2 separate regions of the Homo sapiens genome follow, and region 2 is linked to region 1. The links are chromatin loops, found by intact Hi-C in ENCODE. Cell type or tissue: mammary epithelial cell. All regions are shown on one strand. Links, peaks and the distances in the headings refer to the core of each region. The heading gives the core; the rest is flanking DNA. Region 1 holds the start of LOC105370564 (a long non-coding RNA gene). Region 2 overlaps ABCD4 (ATP binding cassette subfamily D member 4).

What was found. Peaks named below come from ENCODE experiments on the same cell type or tissue, not always from the same donor. Only the 100,000 strongest peaks of a DNase experiment are listed, where the experiment ranks them.
Region 2: it touches region 1 in a loop (13-fold over the local background); 5 of 110 quality-filtered maps call a loop at or near these places.

What each region holds. Positions count from the first base shown.
Region 1 is chr14:74,208,807-74,224,444 of GRCh38, reverse strand. It overlaps LOC105370564 (a long non-coding RNA gene), which reads left to right and starts at 6,681. Exons shown (of 3, transcript XR_944025.3): 1 at 6,681-6,865; 2 at 9,688-9,799; 3 at 15,494-15,584. In mammary epithelial cell, for the core only: a CTCF peak has its summit at 6,626 (motif pointing left); no DNase peak of the experiment used is centred there; H3K4me3 peaks cover 326 bases.
Region 2 is chr14:74,293,161-74,301,540 of GRCh38, reverse strand. ABCD4 (ATP binding cassette subfamily D member 4) reads left to right here. Exons shown (of 19, transcript NM_005050.4): 2 at 1,273-1,391; 3 at 1,866-1,993; 4 at 3,472-3,611; 5 at 5,092-5,208; 6 at 5,562-5,687; 7 at 6,343-6,393; 8 at 8,293-8,380. Among named protein-coding and RNA genes, the nearest start is that of ABCD4, 5.6 kb to the left of the region's middle. In mammary epithelial cell, for the core only: a CTCF peak has its summit at 7,098 (motif pointing right); no DNase peak of the experiment used is centred there.

The sequences.
Region 1 (15,638 bases), core at 5,344-7,843:
TACTTGGGCACAAGGGCCCCCTCCCCACCCTCTCCCCTCAGCAAGCCAAACAGGCTCTCAGGAAGGGGTTTGTCACACTTGTCTGTACCAAGACCTCATGAGTTTGTGATGGCTTGCAGAGGGTCCTGGAGCCTCCTGAGGGAGCGTGCATCTCCTTTGAGAAGCGTCCAGCCACTAAGGCAGAGAGCAGGATATTCATGTGAAGGGATTCAGACCTTGAGCAGAAGGTGGGGAGGGGTTCCCAGTTCGGGGGAAGGTACACAGGAGGAGCCACAGGGCCAAACTTGAGGCAACCTTGGGGGGCAAGGGGCCACTTAGGGAGAACCCTGAAGATCTGGGTTGGCCTCAGCCCCCATGAGTGACAACCCAGTGGGTGACCCCACGTAGTTACTCAAACTGGCTGCTGCCTGCTCCTTCTGCCCCCCTGGCTGGCCCATTGCTAGGCGTCCTTCCTCCCAGCTGACTAAGAATCCTTTTGGGGGAGACTTCTGTGAGAGCTTGTGATCGAGCGGTCCCCGTGGATCAGACACAGTGCTGGGCCTTCCATATGCTGCTGCCTCATCAAATTCTGTGGAGCCAGGCCAGGGAGCAGCAGCAGGGGTCAAGGCTGGGGAGAAGGGCTGTGTGAGCACAGGAGCCGTTATTATCCTCATTTTCCCCAAGTAATAGGGGCTCAGGGGTTTTAAGAAACAAAACTAGGGCCAGGCGTGGTCGCTTACACCTCTAGCCTCTAATCCCAGCACTCTAGGAGGCTGAGGCCAGTGGATCACTTGAGCCCAGGAGTTTGAGACTAGCCTGGGCAACATAGCAAGATCCCATCTCTACCAAAAAAAAAAAAAAATAGAAAGGCATGGTGGTGCACACCTGTAGTGCCAGCTACTCAGGAGGTTGAGGCAGGAAGATCACTTAAGCCCAGGAGTTTGAGGCTTCAGTGAGCTGTGATTGAGTCACTGCACTCCAACCTGGGCAACAGAGTGAGGCCCTGTCTCTAAAAAATATATTTTAAATAAATAAATAGAAACAAATCAAGACCTCACATAGTAGGGGAGGGCACTGGGACAAGCATGAAGTTCTTTCTGACCCCAAAGCTGGTGCAGGAGAGATGGGGAGATGAATGAAGACTCAGTGAGAGCCTTCAGAAACCCAGCCTGCGCCTGGTCTTGGAGAGCGGATGTTGGGTGCATTTTTCTGTAAGTATCCAGGAGGGTGTGGGGCAGAAGTTGCAAGGATGAGGTCAGGCCTTGGCTCCTCTGGGGCCTGCGGGTGGGTGAGACCAGGGGAGGGGGGAATGGGCCTGGGGCCGAGGAGGGCAGGGCTGGGCCTCCGGCTCTTTTGTGAGCTGTTTTAATTCGTGTAAATGAGGGTTTTTAATTTGTTATTCTGGGTTTTATTTCTATTACCATCTCATTTGCCTGTAAACCCTATTCTGCCCCTGCCTGGACCGAATTCCATTTGATGCATTAGGACTAATTCTCCTCCCAAAGGGTTAGATGTTTTCTCCCCACACAAAAGTCGCTTATTTTGGATAAAGAGACGATTAGATTTATCTTTAATATTTTAATGGCAGCTGGGATTAGTGGGCAAACAGCCCCGACTGGGGTTGTTCACGGCGGATTAAGTTCTGATCAACTCTCAGATGGGGAGCCCCCACCCCCACCCCACTCCACTTTCTGTTTTCCACAAAGTGCTTTTTATTATTTTTTGTTGAAAAAAAAATTCCCTTGTCTTTTGGAGCATCATAAATTCCATTTGCTGTTTTCTATTAAATCAAGTTGATTAAATTCGTTGTGACTCTTTGCACATAGATCTTTTTAATTTTAACGTCTCCAGCATAAAATCTTTAATGGTGCCATTTGAAATTGCTGCAATATACAGTACAGGCCCTGAGAAAACAGATGGAAATGAGGTTCTGCCAGGGATGGGGGAGGTCCTATCAGGAGGGGTACAGTTGGGAGAAGGCACAGACCTCCAGGTGAAGGCAGGGGACTGACTCTTCCTGAGGTCCAGAGAGCCCCACGTTCTCCATTCAGCTATTTTCTAGCTTCAGGGCTTTGGCTAGGAACTTGGCCCATGCTATGGAGGGCTTGCTATGTGCCTGGCACTGTGTATGCATCGCCAGTCATCCTTACAAGGAGGCTCAGAGAGAGGTCACTTGCTCAAGGTCACGTAGCAAGTCGGTGGCAGTGGTTGAGTCCAGATTGTCTTTGCCAATAAAGCCTCATCTCCCCTTTCATCAGTAAAATGGGGGTGATCGGTTCCGCCCTGGGTCACAGGTGCTTGGAAAGATTGGATGAGGTCCACAAACTGCTTTGGGAACAGTACAGAGCTGTGCTCTCCTGGGGGGATGGAGGAGTGGGGCTGACCCATTTGGGCCTCAGAGGCTCTGCTATCACTGGGTAGAGCTGCCTTTTGAGACCCTGGGAACCTTCACTAACTCCAGGGTCTCGGCTTCCCCCCGCCCCTCAGCTCTCCAGCTCTCCGGCCTCCGGCCTCAGGCTTTTTCTCCCCGTCTCTAATCCTGACCTCATCAAGTCCTGGGAAGAGGGTTGATCCACAGGAGCAAATCCCTCATTCAGAGGGGCAAAATCAGCTTAATTTGCAGCAATTTGAAGCAGGTCTTTGCCAGGATTTGAATATCAAATTATCCCACAGCCTGGGCTGGTCTGGGAGGCCTCCCCCGGCTGCAATATGGACCGATGTGCTCAGGCTTCACCAGGGAGATTGTCCTGGGAGTGACTGAAGCTGAGGCTGTGGAGATGGGAGTGAGTGTCAGAGGGTAGTGGGCAAGGTGGGGGTCACCAGTCAGCCCCCACTGCCAGAGGGCACTGCAGCAGTGACTGAGGGACAGATGGAGTTTGGGGTCAAAACCTCCTGTTCTTGAGACTCACCGGGGGCTCTTGTCAAATGTGCGGATTCCCAGGCCCTTCTACAAACATAAGAAATCAAGATTTTCTTGACTAAGAAAGTTTAGAAAAATCCGGTGCAGCTCAGTTAGCCAATCAACAAACACTTGCTGTGCACAATCTGTACTGCCTCTCATTTTGAGAGAATCAGCCTCCTCTGGTGCCCACCCTGTTCATTCCCAGCCTCTGGTACTGTGGACAATATTTCCTTGGCTGTCTGCTCCATGATGGCCCCTGAGGCCTGAGTCAGCGGCTGCAGAGAGCTCTTCAGCCTTCCCTTCCTGGTCTGCATGCCCAACTCCTCTGGCCACCCGGCCCTTTCATTCCTTTTCTGCAAGCTCAGGCCTAGCAGACATCCTCTTATGTCAGTCACACAGGCCTCGCTGCCCAGACCTGAGCCCCGGGGCTCAGACCCCTCTCATGGGCATGTCATGAGCTGTGAGCCTCTTCAGGAAGGCCCGAGGTTGGTGAAACATTCTGGTCCCGCCACAGTGTTGTGTCCCTGTGGGCCCTGCAGTGTAAAAGTAGCAGCCAGGGATGTTGGGATGGCTTTGCGCAGGCCCACTGTCCAGCCAGCACCATCAACAGAGATGAGAGGCTCTCGGTGTGACAAGCATTATAAGAGCCACAAGTGCTTCCATTTAATTCTCACAAAATCCTATGGAGTAGGTACTATTATTATATACACCCATTGTATAGATGAGGAAACTGAGGCACAGAGAAATTAGTAACATGCCCCACCCAGGTCATACAGCAATAAGAGGTGGACCTGGGATGCATACGCAGGCAGTCTGACTCCAAACTGCTCCTCTTAACCACTTTGTTCTGTCTCCATCTATCCACCTTTACCTAAAATTTTGTCCTTCTCTATATTCTCCACAGCAATGACTTGCCTTATTTTTAAAGGCATAATCACAGTGTGTTTGGGGAGCAAAGAAAGGAGCGCATAACCTACACTAGGGCAATCACAGAGGCTTTTTGGAGGTGGTGTCTTTATTTGTTCAATGATGTGGTAGAGCAACCACTGTGTGCCCAACACTGGTGATACAGACATGAAGAAGCCATGGAGCTCACAAACGGGGGCCTGAACACCCCATCGGCAGTGCTCAGTGCACTGATGGAGAAAACACAGGGCATCGTAGAAACACTGGGGACACCCCAAAGCCCAGGAGATCAGGGAAGACTTCCTGGAGGAGAGGCACTAGTCCCCTTCACTAGATCTAGTCATTAACCTGAGGTTCAGATGGCCCAGAGGTCCCACTGGGCACACTCACCCTTCTTTGTCTCAGCCAGTCCATCCTCCGTGGACCGTCTGGACCAACCAAGCTTGAGACCCTCTCTGACCACCTGTCCTAGACAGGTAGACCCCCTCAGGGGAAGTCTGTGTTCCCTACTGCTATGTGTTCTTAGAGGCGGGGCCTGAGCAGGAACGAAACTCCTGAACCCCAGATCCTATGCCTAGCAGGGTCTGGTGTAAGTCATTGGCTGCCTTGGGAAAGCCCAGTGGTTTGATTCAAGGATGACTAGAATTTAGAGCAAAAAGGGACCCCAGAAGCCACCCAAACCTGTTTTGAAGGAAGCCACAGGAGATGCCCACGCCCCACAGCTCAGAGATGCTGCAAATTCCAGCCTCCCAGTGCCCTATCTTCTCTCTGGGGTGGTCTAGCCCCACCTGGCACTCCCCCAGTCTTTGTCCCCGTGTCTGCCTTGCCTGATGGTGGCCAGGGGGCCTTTCCGGAATAACGATGGTATTGGCTCAGATTAAGGGCAACTAGCTGGCTCTTGGCTTTTCATTTTTATATAACAACTAATCTCCTTCTAATCAGCCATTATTAAATTATATTCCATTTTTAATTCATTCACAGATCACCGTTGGGACAGCTGGATGGATAATTGGAGAGAGATAATTTATGTAAATGAGGAGCAGCAGAAGGTGGGGGAGAGGGAGGCCCAGGGCGCCAAACGGAGCCCCCTCTGTGTCCAGGCTGGGGAGGGGGCAGTGGCCTGGCTCCTCCTGGAAACCCGCGCCTGGGGATGCTGGGAGGATTGGGGGCTGCCATGGGACCTCAGGGCTCCTGACCGGTGGTTCCTGGTGTGGCCCCTCAGCATCACCTTGAACACTTTTGGCAAATGGGAAGCTCACTACTTTGGGGGCGGAGTGGCTCTCAGACATCAGCTCCCCCTTTTAGAAGCAGATCCTGAGAGGCAGAATGCCCCAGAAAATTCTGGAGTCAGAGCTGTTTTTGATTCCAACTCCACCACTGTGTGCCGTTTCCTAACCTTAGTTCCCACGTCTGCAAAACGCAGGTAATGACAGTATCTACCTCATAGAGTGCTGTGAAGCTTAAGTGCCTGGCACCTAAGGAAGAGACCAAGACAAGTACATGGTGGCTCTTATCACCCTTATAGGACAGTGTGTATCTTTCAGAATCTTCCTCTCTAACATCTGCCTTCTGGCCATGGAGCTTCCTTCTGGTAACACACAAAAGAAATCCACTTCCTTTGCATATCTGAAGACAGCTCTGTACCACTGATAATAACACTCCGGAGGCTTGTGTCTCATTGTGTCCTCCGTGTCTCATAGTGTCTCATTGTATCCTCGGAACGACTATAGAAATTGGGGGCGATTGCGTCCATTTTACAGATGAATATACTGTGGACCCAAGCTCTCTCCTGCCAATTCCTTCAACAAAAACGATAACAAGCCCCAGAAGCCTGCTTAGAAAGGAACACGAGGCTCAGAAAACCTGGATCCCAGCCGGAGGCTATTTTGGGAAGGTGCCTTGGGGACTGGCAGGCAGGGTCAGGGATGGCAGGGAAGGTGGGTGAGAGAGGTTGGACCTCCACCCTTCTTGGCTGTCCCTTTGGGGCCCCAAGAATCAGGCACGATGGGCATTCATGGGCACAGGTGGTCTGACAGAGCTTGAGGGGCAAGGTCTGCCTGTGCCTGGGGCTGGCATGGGCTGGCAGGGAGGCCCTTGGACCATTCCCAGAGGGAGACAGGGGATTAAGGGGGGTTAGGGAGGTGGTCCCAGAGGGTCCATGCAGAGTAATGGGATTAGCTCTTGGGCAGTGAGTGAAAGTTATTATCGTGTGGGGCCTCTGGCCTCCCACCCAAGGCTGCAGCTGTCACCCATCCTGGGAGGCACCAACAGCCCCCTCCACCCCCACCTTGGGGCAGGCTGGCACCTCTTCTCCCCACAGGCTTTTCTGCTGTGGTCATCTGCCTAGGGGCTGGCCGCCTAGCTTTAGCCTCCTGTCGGTCCTTGGCAGACTGGGCCACCCACACAGTATGCTCTAGACTTGCTCTGTGCCTCGGTTTCCCCTTGAACAGAAAGATACAAGAAGGTGCTTGAGATCCTCTGAGGCATGGGGGTTCGGAGCCAGGCCCCCTGGGTTTCCGGCTCTGCCACGCATTCGCTGTGTGACCCTAGGTACATCTGTCAGCCTCTCTGTGTCCTAATTGGTAAAATGGGGGCAGTAGCAGAGCAGCGTTAGGGTTTTCATAGCGGAGGGCTGGGTAGGGAGCATAGGGTCGGCCTGTTGGTGCTGGGCACCTCCTAGAGGTCGGGGCCGCGGAGGGCTGCGGGCCTAGGGCCTAATGACAAGAAGGGACCAGTCTTGTCGGAGCCTCGCAGCCCCTGCGAGGCGGGTGAAAGGCAGCGCCTGAGCGAAGCCGCAAGCGGGAGACTTCGGAGACGCTCCCGGCTCCCTCTAGCGGTGGCCGCGCGAGTGGCGCGGCGCGAGCGCGATCCCCTCGGGGTGGGAGGAGACCAGAGAGGCAGGTGGCGGTTGCCGGTCCGGGAATCTGGGCCAGTCCGCCTTCCTCCAAGGCATCAGAGGGGAGGGATTTCAAGGGTCCTCAAAGGTTCCCCTTCTTAAGCAATGCATAGCACCCATCCTAGGAGCGTCCGTCCGTTCACTTGTATGTCTGTCCGAATGGAAGTGCCTCCTTGGGCCAGGTGCGGTGGCTCACGCCTATAATCCCAGCACTTTGGGAGGCCAAGGCGGGCAGATCACTTGAGGTCAGGAGTTGGAGACCAGCCTGGCCAACATGGTGAAACCTCGTCTCTACTAAAAAACAAAAAATTAGCCAGGCGTGGTGGCGCATGCCTGTAATCCCAGCTACTTGAGAGGCTGAGGCAGGAGAATCGCTTGAATCGGGGAGGCAGAGGTTGCAATGAGCTGAGGTAGCACCACTGCACTCCAGCCTGAGTGACAGAGTGAGACTCAACTATAAACAAACAAACAAACAAACAAATAAATAAAGGGCCTCCTTGGAGGCCCAACACATCAGGGACATCTCATCCACCGCTTACTCCTCCCAAGCCCAGCAGAGCAGGGAGGGTGGCGGAGCATTTGCCCAGTGTGCACGGCTAATGCCATCCCGTCCACGTGATCAAGTGGTACCTGGAAGAACCTGACAAGGCAGCTCCAGACTAAGGACAAGTCAACCCCTTTTCTAGCCTGTTTCCTCATGGTGAACTGACAGGGTGGGACTAGGTCAGTAGTTCCACCTTTTCACTCGGAAGAGCCCCATCACCCCGTTTTTTAGAGACAGGGTCTTGCTTTGTCACCCAGGCTGGAGTACAGTGGTGCCTCCACAGCTCACTGCAGCCTCGACCTCCTGGGCTCAAGTGATCCTCCTGCCTTGGCCTCCCAAAGTGCTGTGATTACCGGCGTAAGCCACCGCACCCGGCCCAGGGAGGCACTTCCATTCGGACAGACATACAAGCTAATGGACAGACGCTCCTAGGTGTGAGCCACTGCACCCGGCCAACTTTTACGTAATTTTAAAGAGAAGAAAAAAGTTCACATTCATGCAGTGGAATACTGTGCTGCTATTCCACATTCAATCTCCAAGACAGTATTTATTTATTTTTTTTTAGACGGAGTTTCGCTTTTGTTGCCCAGGCTGGAGTGCAATGGCGCAATCTCGGCTCACTGCAACCTCCACCTCCCGGGTTCAAGCTATTCTCCTGCCTTAGCTTCCTGAGTAGCTGGGATTACAGGCATGTGCCACCACGCCAGGCTAATTTTGTATTTTTAGTAGAGATGGGGTTTCTCCATGTTGGTCAGGCTGGTCTCGAACTCCTGACCTCAGGTGATCCACCCGCCTTGGCCTCCCAAAGTGCTGGGATTACAGGCATGAGCCACTGCGCCCGGCTGACGGTATTATTTTTAAAAAAGGAAGATGGACAGTACGTTTTATTTCACTTGTGAAAATGAAATATGTATATACATATAAATATTTTTTAATTTCTGGAAAAGTGTATGAAAAACTGGTTACTGGTTGGTTGTGGGAAACAGAATCAGATGGCTGGAGGGCAGGGGAGTGAGGGAAGCCTGTGGTTTCCTCTACACCCTTATTTTAGTTTAAAAAATTGTGTGTATATGTATTATCTATTTTGATAAATAATTCATTAAACATAACAGTATATACAGGTGTAACATATTCACGGAATCTCTTACCACTCCTGTCAGCACACAGTAGGCACTTAATAAGTGCTAGCTTTTTTTTGTTCTTTGTCTCTCCAGAGCATCCATTAATGATTTGTGTTCACCTGACCATCACCCCTTTACAGTGAGCTTAATTAGTAAGGTACAATGTTTGCTAAATGACCGAGACCAAGGAGAGGAAAGATGTTTCCAAGCTTTCATGGCGGCGAGGCTAAGGGTCTCTGTTACCACAGGAGATAGGGAAAGGTCTTCCTGTGCCAGGGCTGAAGTAGTGGGTACAGATTACAAGGGGCGGCTAGGGTGGGGTGAGGGGACAGATCTGGCATGGGAGTGGTGGCCTTTGACAGTCAGTGGGAGCGCAGAGCTGTCCAGGTGGCCCCCAGCCTCACCCTGCCCTGTGCCGAGGAGAGCGGGAACTCTGTTCAGCCTCCCAGGACCATGGCTGGGGGCATGAACTCAGTGCCCAGGGGCTGCCTGGAGACCCCCCTTGCTTTAGGCCCTGCAGTCCCAAGACCCAAGGGGCCCTCTTCTTCTTGGTCTCTAGTTAGAGAACTGTGGTCTTCTCATCTGGTGAGCTCCATATGGCACCAAGGGCACTTTGTGAGTGGGGCTCTGATCCCTGGAAGGTGCTGGGCGATGGGGAGGGAGTGGAGAGGAAGTGGTAGCCAGATAGCCCGGCATCCAGCAACCGTGCGTCCTAGCAGCCCATTCACATTTTTCTTTTCTCTTTCCTGTTTTTTTTTTTTTTTTTTTTGAGACAGTCTCACTCTGTTGTCCAGGCTGGAGTGCAGTGGCACGATCTCAGCTCACTGCAACCTCTGTTTCCCAGGTTCAAGCGATTCTTCTGCCTCAGCGTCCTGCGTAGCTGGGATTACAGGCACCCGCCACCTGGCTAATTTTTGTATTTTTAGTAGAAACAGGGTTTCTCCATGTTGGCCAGGCTGGTCTCGAACTCCTGATCTCAGGTGATCCACTCGCCTCGGCCTCCCAAAGTGCTGGGATTACAGCCATGAGCCACCACGCCTGGCCAGCCCACTCACATTTTTCAAGGGTGCACTACAGGCTTGAGGCCCGGGGGCTCAGAATTTGGGGATACAATACAGCTTCAGCAGTTGTTAGGTGAGGTGGCCCTGGGTCTTAAACCACCCATGTCCACTGTTGCCACTAGTAAAGACATTGAACATTTACCATGTGGCAGGTGCTCCACAAGCATGATCCTACTGAACCCTCACAAAGACCCAGGACAGTGTTTAGAACAAAAAAAATTTTCTTCCCAGGGATGGAAACTGTGGCTCAAAAACATTGTCTCTTTCTGGGTTCACAGAACTCACAAGTGGCCAGGCCAGCATTGGAAGCCAGCTCTGCCTGCCCGCACAGGCCTGGACGCCCAGCCACAACCTGGTGTCCCCTCTGCCCAGCTCTCGCCTTGGCTCTCAGTAAGTGCCTGGAGCTGGTCACCACGCCTTGAAGCTCCGCCCTTCTCCGTGGCCTCCAGTTCCTACCGCCCCACTGCCCCAAAGCTGTCTCACCTGCCTCTAGGCTCTGTACCTCCCTTCCAGTCCACTCAGCTTCCCAGGAGGTCCCCAAGTACCCCAGTGTCTGGGGACAGTGGTGGGCAGAGGGCCCCAGGGCCTCTCAGCTGGGCCCATGGCTGAGCGCTGTGGGGAGGCGGGCGCAGTGCACAGAGCTGATCCTAACCAAGTTTGCCAGCCCAGCTTTTCTCATGGCTCTCACACAATGGTCTGCTTTGTGCCCACCTGCCGATAATGCTTAATTAGGCGAGGAGGTGATTAATTTGAGGTAATTGACAGCTAATTAGAGGCCCACAGGCTCATTAACTTGACATCTTGTCTTCGTGAATTGGCTGAGTAGGGTCAGGTGATGCAAGCCGCTGCTTCTCCCTCCCCAGCTCTCCCGGCCCCTGTAGGCTGAGGCGATCACCTAGGGGAGGGCTGGGCCGACCCAGGAGTTCAGGTGGGGCAGTCCCAAGGCCAAGAGTAGAGGAAGCCAAGGCAGTGAGGGAGGAAGGGTCCGGATGGAGGTGTCTGCCCTGACCTTAAGAGGGAGAGAGTGGGCAGGGAGTGAGGGCTTGTGGGTACTTCAGCAAAGACACGTAAGAGAAGTGGGGTATTAACAGGGCCGGAGGGCGGGAGGGAGAGCTGGTGTCCATGAAGGGAGGAGGGATGAGGGGAAGCAGGTGAGTGGGGCAGCCTGTTGGAACTAAGCATAGGCTGTGAGGTGACACAGACCTGGGGCTGGATCCTAGCTCTGCTACTAACCAGCTAGGTGACTGTGAACCAGTGATTTAATCGCTAAACCTCAGGCTTCTCCGCTGTAGAATGGGAATAATAATGGTACCTGCCTCAGGAGGTTGTCATGAAGAGTCCATGAAGCACCGAAGTAAAGGACAAATCTGTGAATTGAATGAGCAGGGTCAGGCTGAGCAGGATTTGTACCCGGGGGCCTGATGAGTGCTCAATCAAATGTTAACTAGTCCATTAAAATTTTTTAAAATAAAAAGTTAACTATTCTTGGTGGCAGGAAGGAGTGACAAGAAGAGAGAGTGATTGGGTGGAATGGGCCCCAGTGCTGTGGGGAGGCAATGGCAACCCCCTCCCAAGATAAGCCACCGTTACCCTGCAGGACACCTGCAGGCCTGATCACAGTGGCCTGGTGGAAGGTGTGGGGAAAAGACCTTCTTGTTGTTGCCATCTCTTTTGGGCACGGGGCATGCAATTCAGCAATATATATTAAAGTTTAAAATGCATGTGGTCTTTGACCCAGCAATTCCCCTGCTAGTGATATATCCACAGATACCTAAACACAAGGGTATCTGCTCATCACCACATAGTTCGTAGTAGCAGAAGACAGGAAATGACCTGAATGTCCATCACAGGGCCTGGCTAGGTAACTGAAGGCACATCCATATAGTGGAATAGTATGTAGCTGTTACATCTCTAGGTACCAATATGAACAAGATCCAAGATAAAAAAAAAAGCAAGCTGCAGAACAGGTGTAGTTTCCACAAGCTGTTAACTAGTGGTCTGAGGGTTATGGGATGGCAAGAAGATGTATTTTTTCATAATCTGTTCATTTTAAATATAGTTTGTATTTACTACCTTTTCAAAAAGTATTTAAAAAGTCATACTTTTTTTTCCCAAATGAAATCTAACTTGAAATCTGAATTTATAGGCAAAGTGCCTCTGGTTGAACTGGGGGTGGGGGCCCAGTCCTACCCACCTATTTCCTTCCTCCCCTCCGCTACAGGCTCCAAGAGGATCACCTGGAATCCATCATTGTCCACTGGAACTTTCTATGATGATGGAAATGCATGCAGTTCTGCACTGTCGAATACAGTGGTAGTCAGTAGCCATAAGTGGCTACTGAGCACTCAAAATGTGCCTAGCGCAACTAAGAAACTGAATTTATTTTATTTTATTTTATTTTAAAAATAAAGGCTAGTCTCAAACTCCCAACCGCAGGTAATCTGCCCGCCTCAGTCTCCCAAAGTGCTGGGATCACAGGTGTGAGCCACTGCGCCCGGCCTGAAGATCCTTTCTAACAGAATCAGAATTGCACTGATCGGAAGCATGTCAGAGATGCTGGTAGCTCTCTTGGAATCCCAGTTATTTTAGGAAGGAGTGCCTGAATGATCCATGAGTGAAAAAGCCTATCTTTGGCTTTAAGATCAGTGGCCAGTTCCATCTGGGAAGAATTTAAGTGATGAGTTAGGTCACTGGAGGCATCCATTTGGCAACTGTACAATGAACATCTATGATAGGTCAGGCTCTGGAGAAACAGAAACACACATCTGGTCCTCGCTCTTGAGGAGCCCCCAGTCTGGGGACTGATTTCTCAGTAAAGGGTGGGTAGACAAAGGTGCTCCCTCGAAGGAGAGCCCAAGGGTGCAGCATCTGGGCTTGGAGTTTGACTGACAGCCCTCCCCCACATTGAGGTCACGGTGAGTGAGGGCACAGGACAGGGCCCTCCAGCCCTTATGCTCAGTCACTGGTGGAGCATGAGTGGCAGCTGCCAAAGGGACATGTTGACCATCTTCTGTCCTTCTTTCTGACTTCATAGCTTTGAACCCAGGGTGAGTCTGGGATCCTCTAGATTCCCCTATGCTATTGCCCCAAATAGCTTCCATGGGGTGGTTTGAAACATAAAAACCATCAGCTTTCATCAACACTTCCCTCTAGAGGCTCAGAGAACCTTAATTTCTTTTAAGGCACAGCTTACCTAAAGTGTGCAGCCACTAACTGCACAGCTCGATGAATGTTTACACACATACCCTCCTGTGTTAACCAGCACTCAGATCAAGACAGAGAATATTTCCAAAACCCCAGAAGGCTCCCCGGGCCCCTTTTCAGTTAATACCTCCAAGGTTACTACTATTTAGACTTCTATCACATAGATTAGTTCTGCCTGTTCTAGAATTTCATACAGATGGAGTCATACGGTATGTGCCCTTCATTCGTGTTTGGGAGATTCATCCATATTACTGTGTGAAGCGGCATGGTAGTTTGTTCATTCTTTATTGCCAGTTGGCATTCCACATAGAATATACAATCTATCCATTCTCCTGCTGATGGCCTTTGTTCCCCAGTTTTTTACTTGAATGAATAAAGTTGCTATTGTTTTCACACGTGTCTTTTGGTGTCAACTCATTTTTGTTGGGTATAAGTGGAATAGGCAAAGGTATATTCTTTGAATTCTTTTTTTTTTTTTTTTTTTTGAGACAGTCTCACTCTGTTGCCCAGGCTGGAGTGCAGTAGCACAATCATGACTTTCTGCAGCCTCAAACTCCTGGGTTCAAGTGGTTCTCCTGCCTCTGCCTCCCAAGTAGCTGGGACTACAGGTGTGCACCACCATGCCTGACTAATTTAATTTTGGAGAGATGAGGTTTCACTATATTGCCCAGGCTGGTCTTGAACTCCTGGCCCCAAGTGATCCTCCTGCCTCAACTTCCCAAGGTAATGGGATTACAGGTGTGAGCATCATGCTTGCCACCCCCTGTCTTTTTTTTTGACAGCGTCTCACTCTGTGGCCCAGGCTGGAGTGCAATGCTGCCACCATAGCTCACTGCAGCCTTGAACTCCTGGGCTCAAGCCATCCTTCCGGCACTGCCTCCTGAGCAGCAGGGACTACAGGGATGTACCACTGCGCTGGCTAATTTTATTTAATTAAAAACATTTTTTTTGTAGAGATGGGGTCTCACTATGTTGCCCAAGCTAGTCTCTAGCTCCTGGACTCAAGTAATCCTCCTGCCTCAGCCTCCCAACATGCCGGGATTACTGGTGTGAACCAACGCATCTGGGACACTTGATCCTTTCGACAACCTGGTGAAGTAGTTATTTTCCCCCTTTAACGGAAAAGGAAACTAAGTTCAATAAGGGTAACAATCCTATCCAAGGCCACACCCCAAAGCTATTAAGTAGCAGAAACCACATTAAAACTAGAGTGATCAACGGTCACATGGTCAAGACTGTTATTCCTCCCAGGAAACCCCTGAGTTCCAAGCAAATCAGACGGCTAGTCACCCCAATTCAAACCCGACTGGACTCAAAAATGGAGCTTTTTTTTTGTTTTTTGTTTTTGTTTTTGAGATGGAGTCTCGCTCTGTCACCCAGGCTGGAGTGCAGTGGTGCGATCTCAGCTCATTACAAGCTCCGTCTCCCGGGTTCACGTCATTCTCCTGCCTCAGCCTCCCGAGTAGCTGGGACTACAGGTGCCTGCCACCACGCCCGGCTAATTTTTTGTATTTTTAGTAGAGACGGGGTTTCACTGTGTTAGCCAGGATGGTCTCGATCTCCTGACCTTGTGATCCACCCACCTCAGCCTCCCAAAGTGCTGGGATTACAGGCATGAGCCACCGTGCCCGGCCCCAAAAGTGAGCTCTTAATCATCAGGCTGGGATTTCCTCTGGCCTAAAATTTCACCAGACAGCACATGGTGTTAACATAGACTCAAGGCAGAATATTTTGTCTTCAAAACACTCTTGTGATATAAGGATTTTACTTGTTTTTGTTTTATTTTGAAGAAAGTGATTTCATTTAAAGTAGATCTGAGTTAGGTAAGAATAAAATTATTTATATGAAAAGAATTTTCTAACACATTAATCCATCAAACAAGGATTTATTCAGCACCCATGAGCTGAAAAGAAGTTTAAGGCAGTCCTTGACTTCAAGAAATTAATCATTTACTTAGGGAGCTAAGAGTAAAGCTTAAGGAATAAAATTAGAGGATAATAAACAGTAATAATAATCACCCCATATGTGAGTACTTACTGTGCCCAAGGGGCTTTACCGAGTCTAATTTAATCTTTACAACACAGCTGTGAGATATGTTCTGCTGTTATGCTCATTTCAGACGAGGAAACCAAGACTTGGTGAAGTGAAGTGATTTGGTCAAGGAAAAAAATCATTGAGCTGTTCACTTAAGATTTGTAGATTTAATATAAATGAGTTACGCTCTGATAAATCTTTATTGAATGGGAAACCCTTGAAAATACGGACATTTTTTGCTTTCTCTGCTCTTGAATTTCCTATTCCCCAATAATTTAGTGCAAAATGTTAAAGATGTATTTTGGCTTGTTTCATTTTAGGAAAATAGCAGGTCGGGTCAAAATGGCGCTTTTAGCCTTAATGGCTTGGGTGCAAATAGGCATAGCTTGTGACTGTGAAATCAGAGGTCCTGGGTTGCAGAGGGGTCCTGGAGCTGACACAGGCCAATGGGCCAGTACAACCTGCTTGGTTCCCCAGCTGCATGAACTGTTGGCCCCATGGTCAGTCCTGACCAGAAATGCACAAGGGTATTTGTCCCCTGGGTCCTCAAGGTCAGCTCCTCTGTCTCCCTCCAACACACCCCAAACCTTATCATATCCCTCAACCTCCTGACCCTGCCACCCATCTCTGCTTTTCAGGTTTGCAGGCCCCCACCCAGAGGCACCTTCATCATTCCTCCCTGACGTGTCGACTTTCATTTTCCTAGGACGAGTCTCATTTGACAGTCTCCTGCCCATATTTCTAAGCTCTCTGGGTCTCGTTGTGCTATTTCTCTGTCCTCTCTGGGGTTTGTAACACCAATCATCTGCAGGTTTCATTAGCATGCTGTTTACCCCTGTCTTTCAGATCATTAATGAAGATGTGAAGTGAGACACCAATCCTCACAGCCCCCACCACGTGCTCCCTCCCATGCCTGGCGCTGCTGGAGTCATTATCCTTCCTGGTGTGACAGGGTCAGAACCAAACCAATTTGCATCAGTCTTTGGTGATG
Region 2 (8,380 bases), core at 5,812-8,311, 77 kb before region 1:
TTTATATCCCTTCCCACTTCTCTGTGGATTTCCTATGTTCCTGGCTTGCAGGAATTCTTGTAGGCTCTAGATTTAGATCCTGGCCATGCCCGGTGGCTCACACCTGTCATCCTATCACTTTGGGAGGCTGAGGTAGGTGGACCACTGGAGTCCAGGAGTTCAAGATCAGCCTGGGCAACATGGTGAAACCCCATCTCTACCAAAAATACAAAAATTAGCTGAGCGTGTTGACGCACGCCCGTACTCCCAGCCACTAAAAAGGCTGAGGTGGGACAGTCGCTTGAACCCGGGAGGCAGAGGTTGCCCTGAGCTGAGATCGCACCACTGCATTCCAGCCTGGGCAACAGAGCAAGACCTTGTCTCAAAAAAAAAAAAAAAAAGATTTTAGGCCAGGCGCGGTGGCTCACGCCTGTAATCCCAGCACTTTGGGAGGCCGAGGCAGGTGGATCACCGGAGGTCAGGAGTTCGAGACCAGCCTGACCAATATGATGAAACCCCGTCTCCTACTAAAAATACAAAAATTAGCCGGGCGTGGTGGCATGCACCTGTAATTGCAGCTTGTCAGGAGGCTGACACAGGAGAATCACTTGAACCAGGGAGGCGGAGGTTGCAGTGATCCGAGATTGCGCCGTTGCATTCCAGCCTGGGCAACGAGCAAAACTCCGTCTCAAAAAAATAAAGATTTCAAGTCCTTGTTGGTTTTGCACTCTGCAGATACCACCTCCAAGTCTTCTAACTTAATCTATGGCACTGTGTTGAATAAAAACATTTAACTCTAATGAAGTTAAATTCATCAGTTTTCCCCTGTATAGGTTTTTAAGGTATCTTCATTAAGACATTTTTCTACATTTCCTTCTATTAACATGATAGTGTTACTTTTCACGTTTAGATTTTTAATCCATTTGTAATTTTTTAAGTTTTTTGTTTTTGGTTTTTTTTTTTTTTTTGAGACGGAGTTTTGCTCTTGTTGCCCAGGCTCTTGTTGCAATGGCGCAATCTCAGCTCACTGCAACCTCTGCCTCCCAGGTCCAAGCAATTCTCCTGACTCAGCCTCCCGAGTAGCTGGGATTACAGGCATGAGCCACCACGCTTGGCCAAAGAATTTCCTTTGTATCCGTGGTCTGTTCCCAGCCTACCATCTTCAGCATTTGAAAACCATTCTTTCTGCATGGCCTGGACCCTCTACAGAACAATGTGGATGAGCTTAATAACTACTCCCTAAGGCTTAATTATTGTCTTGGGCTTTTCTCTGCCTCCCCACCTTCTCTTCAGGCCCAGGTTAGATCTGCAATTTCTCCAGCGGTTCCTGCAGATACTGAAGGTTTTGTTTCCTTCTTGGTCATCACAAAATGCCTTGATGTTCCTGACCCTTTTGTGCCTGACCCTACTGGGTGAGTGAGTGAGCCCAGACTAGAGGAGGGAGGGGAGCTCTGGTTTGGGGTCCCTTTCCATCTTTTTTTTTTTTTTTTTTTTTTTTGAGACAGAGTTTCTCTCTTGTTGCCCAGGCTGGAGTGCAGTGACATAATCTCAGCTCACTGCAACCTCTGCCTCCCTGGTTCAAGTGATTCTCCTGCCTTCGCCTCCTGAGTAGCTGGGATTACAAGCACCCACCACCACGCCCGACTAAACTTTGTATTTTTCAGTAAAGACAGGGTTTCACCATCTTGGCCAGGCTGATCTCGAACTCATGACCTCAGGTGATACACCCGCCTCAGCCTCCCAAAGTGCTGGGATTACAGGCGTGAGCCACCGCGCCCGGCCCCTTTTCATCTCTTTGGGGTGCTGATGAGGCAGGGACTCAGGAAGAAGCCTCCCTTCTTTTTAACCCCTCATCACTGATTTCTTACTCCTCTCCCTCCTTTCAGAGCAATTTGTGATCTACCAGGTTGGCTTGATCCCCAGTCAGTACTATGGGGTCCTGGGAAACAAAGACTTGGAAGGGTTTAAGACTCTGACATTCCTGGCTGTCATGCTCATTGTTCTGAACTCCACGGTAAGATCTTTCCCTCTCTCTGTGTCTCTCGTCCTCTCCAGTCCAGTGTGACCGTAATGCCTAGTGGAACTTAGCCTCCAGGAAGCAGGAAGCAAGCTGTGGGGGTGTGTTTCCTCCCTTTTCTGGGAACTAAAGGGATAGTTGCCTTTATTAAGCACGTTGATCTTGCTATTGGCCCACGTGGGACTGATTCCTCAGATGTTTCCACTCCTGGGCCCAGGCCACAGGTTCTGGTTTAATTCAGCATTTAGCAGAACTGATCATTGCCCCTTTCCTTCCTAGAACTCTTATTTCCGGCAGCTCATTAAAACGGCTCAGCAGCCAGAGCTGCTGCTCCTCCTCTGCGGGACCGAGGCTGTGACTCACCCTGGCACCATGTCACACCTCCCAGCCTTTGAACAGTGCTTTCTTGCAGAATGGCCTCCTCCCCTACCCCTCATTCAGTAGGGGGGCTACCACCTGCTCACTCTTCGTCATCCCTCCGTTGTCACCTCTTTCAAGTCTTTCTCAGCTTTCTCCTTTGTGTCTCCTCCACCAAACTCTGCCCTTTTTCTGTACTTAACGAATTCCTTGAGTTTACCTCGCTGTAACACTCCTCACACGCTTGTAATTGTTTTCTGGCTAAACTGTGAGCTCATAATGTCCCTAGTGCTTAGCACATAGGTGCCCTGGAAATGGTAAATGATGAGACTCAGGGCTGTACCAGAACTCAAGCCTAATGCTGTCTGCCAGGCTGTGCCACCTGTTTTCTTGGGGAAGCCACTGCTCATCGTACCATGGCCACTTTTGTTGGGTCTTCGGTCAGTAAGCACCTATGCATACAAATCTCTGTCCCAAGCTTGGGGGACAAAGGAGTAAGAACATAAATGGAATCGACAATATGGTCTCCAATCTTCAGAAGCTCATCTACTCTCAAAATAAGACAGTGTAGAAAGAGGGTCTTGCCTCTGGTAAGCCCTTTAATATTTGGTGAAGGAGGCTGGGTACAGTGGCTCACGCCTGTAATCCCAGCACTTTGAGAGGCCGAGGCGGGCGGATCACCTGAGGTCGGGAGTTCCAGACCAGCCTGACCAAGATGGAGAAACCCCGTCTCTACTAAAAATACAAAATTAGCTGGGCGTGGTGGTGCATGCCTGTAATCCCAGCTACTCGGGAGGCTGAGGCAGGAGAATCGCTTGAAACTGGGAGGCGGAGGTTGTGGTGAGCCAAGATCGCGCCATTGCACTCCAGCCTGGGCAACAAGAGTAAAACTCCATCTCAGAGAAAAAAAATTTGGTGAAGGAATGAACACGTGAGTGAGTGAGGAAGGGAAAGTCCCATGACTCGATGATTTAAAAAAGAAAAGTGCTGAGTGGACGGAGTAATCAGAGTCAGAGTGGGCTGGGATGGGTCAGCGGAGGCTCTTGCGAGCCTTGAGCTTTGAGCTGAGATTTTCAGGAAGCCATCTCTCCCTTCCCCTTGCTTCCCCCACTGCACAGCTGAAGAGCTTTGATCAGTTCACCTGCAACCTGCTGTATGTGAGCTGGAGGAAGGACCTCACTGAGCACCTTCACCGCCTCTACTTCCGGGGCCGTGCGTACTACACCCTCAACGTGCTGCGGGATGACATCGATAACCCGTAGGCGCCCCAACTCAGTCCTTTCTACACTCTGTGTGGTCCTTTCCTTCTGGCCTAGCCCTGGAGACTGCTGGTGGCAGACACCAAGGAGATCATCTGCAGTCGTTTTCAAATGCTGCTGCCCAGAGTCATGGGGGAGGGTGCCCTGCAGAGGACTCCTGGAGAAGCTGCAGGGCTGTGAATAGGCAGCTAAAAAGAAGAAGCCTGCCAGGTGCAGTGGCATGCACCTGTAGTCCCAACAACTCAGGAGGCTGAGGCAGGAGGATCACTTGAGCCCAGGAGTAGTGCACCGTGAGCACACTTGGGAATAGCCACTGTACTCTAGCCTGGGCAACATAGCAGAAACCCCCATCTCTTAAAAAAAAGAAAAATGTTAGGAGCAGCTTTCTTTTGTCCTTTTCATACTTTATATCTTAGTCTTCCAGTAAGAAGACTAAGGGGTTTCTTTAGAGGGTTCTAAAGAAAATGTCCTTGCTAGAAAAACCAGCTCTTAGATTTTCATCAGTAAAAAAAATTACCACTATCCAGGACTCAGTCTAGGATTCACATCTCCATTCTATCACCACTCAGGTTATAACTCTTAAAGTCACCAAGCCCCAGGTTCCCCTTCTGTAAAATGAGGACAATAATAGTTCCTATCTCAAAGGGTGTAGTGAGGATGAAATATCATTCATGTAATGCACATGTACAGTGCTTGACACATAGCAAGTGTTTCAGTGTAAGTTAGCTATTGTTATTTTACAGATGAGGAAGCTGAAGCCCAGAGATTGCAAGTGACTTGCCCAAGGTCACGTCACTCATTGGGAATAGGAATCAGTATGGCCCTAGTGGTGAGATGAGACATAGGGGGTCTCCTTCACACCCATCCCCTCACTCACCACCTTCCTAGCAAGCACTTTGTTGGTTGGGGTACCTCTCAGCTCAAGCTTAGCTTTGGTGCAAAGATGCGTGGGAGGCTGCTGCTGCTGCCTAACTTCTAGGCCTCTTTCTGATGGCTATGGCTTCCATCCTGCCTCTGCCCCCTGAGTAGCTGGGACTACAGGTGTGCCTCACAGCCTGGAGCTTTCACAGCCAGATAACTAAAGGGGCCAGGCTAGGGCTTATATAAGAGAAATTTGGGAGGATTGAGATAAAGGGGATAGTCTTCTTGATCATCCAAAACAGCTCATCTACCTTCAAGTTTTTCTTTGGCTCTGCTCAGAGCTGGCTCAGGCCCCTGGGTACTGGACCTTTCAGTTCCCACTTTTTCAGGGGATTAACTAAGGCACCGTAAGATGCAACTCTCTAGAACCCTGTTTAAAGGCCCTGGGATTTAGTTGCCCCTAGGAAACCAGCCTTGTCTGGTTCCCTCTTCCCATAGGGTCAGTGTTCACAGCACTGTGAGGCAAGGTCAAGAGCAGAGGTGATGTGAAAGTTTCTTGTTCTCTCTACCTTTGGGCCCATCTCCCTGGGTCCAGCTACTCTGTGTCATTGGCTCCAGGGACCAGCGCATCAGCCAGGACGTGGAGCGATTCTGCCGGCAGCTCAGCAGCATGGCCAGCAAGCTCATCATCTCCCCGTTCACCCTCGTCTACTACACTTACCAGTGCTTCCAAAGGTGAAGCCTCCCTCCTCCCCAGCCTGGTGTTTCCCCAGAGGGCCCTCAGTCAGCTCTCCCAGGTCAAGGTCCAAGAGAAGCTTATTTCCCCTCTCTCCCACCGTACCTTACCACGTGCTCACCCATCCCACGTGCTCAGGCCCCTGCCCTTCCTTTGGCCCTGTGTTGCAGTGTCACAGATATCCTGGCTCTGAGAGCTCATACCAGATGCCCCCACATAGGAGCAGAGGGCCCATTGGGCCACTCAGATTGGACAGGGGCTACCTGAGAGGGAACAGGAGTCAGGGCTGAGGCATGTGGGGATAGGTGGCACCCCACACCCTCTCCCTTCTCTCCCTCTCTCTCTATTTCAGCACAGGCTGGCTCGGGCCTGTGAGCATCTTCGGGTATTTCATCCTGGGGACCGTGGTGAACAAAACTTTGATGGGCCCCATTGTGATGAAGCTGGTGCATCAGGAGAAGCTGGAGGGAGATTTTAGGTGTGTCTCCCTCACTTGAGGTTTCTGGGCTGGGGCATAATAGTTAAGGAAGGGGATCTGGAGTAAAACTGCCTAAGTTCAAATCCTAGCTGTGCCAGTTACTAGCTGTGTGATCTTGGAGAGGTCTTTAACCTCTCCAAGCTTCAATGTTCTTGTCTCTAAAGTGGAAATGGTACCGTTGCCTACTGAGAGGATTAGGAGGATTAATGAAATCATACCTGAGAAGGTCTGAGAACCGTGTCTGCCTGGCCATCACCATCGTCATTGTCATCTCTTGGCCTTCTCACTGCCCTGGCATAACCGCCCTGTCTTGGATCAGTTGGGTGTGGCAGCCAATGGATCCAGTGCCTGCCCTGTGCTTCTTGTCCCCCTCCTTTGGGCCAGGCCCTGGGAGGAGGAGATGCTGTGAGCAGGAATACCCCTGTCCTCTCTGCAGAAAGCTGAGGGGCAGCCCTGTCTCTGCAGAGCTCCTGCCACACCACCTAGCCCTGGGGTTTTCTACCCCATAACAGTCCAGGAAAGGGTCAGACTGAGGCAGCCACGGTTTTGAGGCAGAGCCGGGCTCCGCTTGGGCGGTCTTTGTGATCCAGGACTCCAACAAGAGTGAGGCCAGTACTCCCTGTTGTCAGCACACATTTCCCTTTGGTCCGCCCAGGTTCAAGCACATGCAGATTCGGGTGAATGCGGAGCCTGCTGCTTTCTACAGGTGAGTCTGGAGAGATGGTTCCCCTTCTGCCTTGCCAGAGCTGAGAGTGGAGAAGGAAAGATGAATCCTCAACCCTCCCACCACCACCGAGCTCAGGGGCTGAGTGTTGTCACACTTGGCTGTGACCCTCTCCCTCTACCTCCCCCTGCCCTTGCCTGCCTCATCCTTAGGTCCAGGGGTTTGCTTCTGAAGCTGGTGGTTCCTTACTGTGGCCAGCTTTAGTCTTAGTGGCCTAGCGTGGGGCCTGAAATTGTCAAATGAATGAATGCCTCATCCTCTTGCTGGTGACTGTAAGACATCCGTCTGCCTCTGCTCTTCTGTCTGTTAAGAAGCTTTCTTGCCAGTGCCTGAGGTTCAAGCCTGATCCTTTGTCTCCGTAGCGTGGGATGGAATGGGAGCTTCTCAGAAAACCAGGAGACCTGCTCCCCACAATGCTGTCTAATGGAGCCAAGCGTCTGGTCTCCTGACGGCAGCAGCAGGAGCAGCAGCAGCGGCATGAAATCCCATCCCTTCCCTCCAGGGCCAGAACCGGTCCCTGTGCTCTGCCTTATGTGAGGCCTCTGAAATCAGCGTTAGGATTGATAGTGCAGGCAGAGGTTTGCGTTTAAGAAGTGGAAGCTACTCCTTGGCTCTGTACTTGGGGTGGATGTGATAGCCCTGGGACCTTTGCTCCTCAGTCTCTGCTGCAGTTTGCAACCTCCACCACTTGAGGGCACCAAGAATACTGGGAATCTGCGCTGGGGTGGGGTTGTGAGGTGGGCAGGGCTGGGTGTGTAAAAAAGTTGCTTTTGGAGGCCGGGCATGGTGGCTCATGCCTGTAATCCCAGCACTTTGGGAGGCCGAGGCGGGTGGATTGCCTGAGGTCAAGAGTTCGAGACCAGCCATGGCCAACATGGTGAAACCCTGTCTCTACTAAAAATACAAAAAATTAGCTGAGCATGGTGGCGGGCACCTGTAATCCCAGCTACTGGGGAGGCTGAGGCAGGAGAATCACTTGAATCCGGGAGGCAGAGGTTGCAGTAAGGCAAGATCCTGCCATTGCACTCCAGCCTGGGTGACAGAGCAAGACTCCGTCTCAAAAAAAAAAAAAGAAAAAAGTTGCTTTTGGATTCTGCAGCCTCTGCTCATGAAGCTCTGGGGAAGGCAGGTTAGTTTGTAGAGTTTCAGATGAGTTCTTCTGTGGCCTCTGTGCAAAATCTGAAATCTCCCTCCACCTTTTCTGCCTAGCGAATTTCTTCCCATCCTTGAAACCCCAGATCACCTCCTCTGGAGAGCCTTCCCAGACTCCCTTAATGGCTAAGCCTATCTGCTGCCATGGCCCTGAGGGCACACTTAGTACTCCTGATTCCAAGTGAAGAATGCAGTGTGCCTGCCTGCCCTCTGGACTGAGAGCTCCTCAAAGACAGAGATAATTTTCTCATTTCTTTATTGCACTAGCTAACTAGTGCAATGCCTGGTACACCTAGTGACCGCTCTGTGTATGTTTATTTAACAATAGTTTTTATTTATTGAGGGCTCCTTATGTGCTTGGCACTTTATATTTAGAAACTTTTAATTCTAACTCTAACCTATTACATAGGTATTATTGGCTCCATTTTATAGATTAAAAAAACTGAGGCTTGGAGGCTTAAGTAGCCTGCCTGTGTCACGCAGCTAGTAACTGGCCAGAGCCAGGATTTGAACTAGGTCTGCCCAACTCTAGAGTTTATGTTCTTCACACAGACAATACCATTAAGGCATGACTGAAGCCGTGAATGGGCGCTACCAGTAGACAGATCCTGAGACCAAGATCATTTGAATGGCCTTGGTTTCTAAAGGAGGGTGTGATATGGGACAGGCGGCCCCCCAACCTGGCTGAACCTCTCCAGCCCTGTGGACATCCCAGCCTTTCCTTGTCAGAGCTGGGCATGTGGAGCACATGAGGACAGACCGCAGGCTGCAGAGACTCCTTCAGACCCAGAGGGAGCTGATGTCCAAGGAGCTCTGG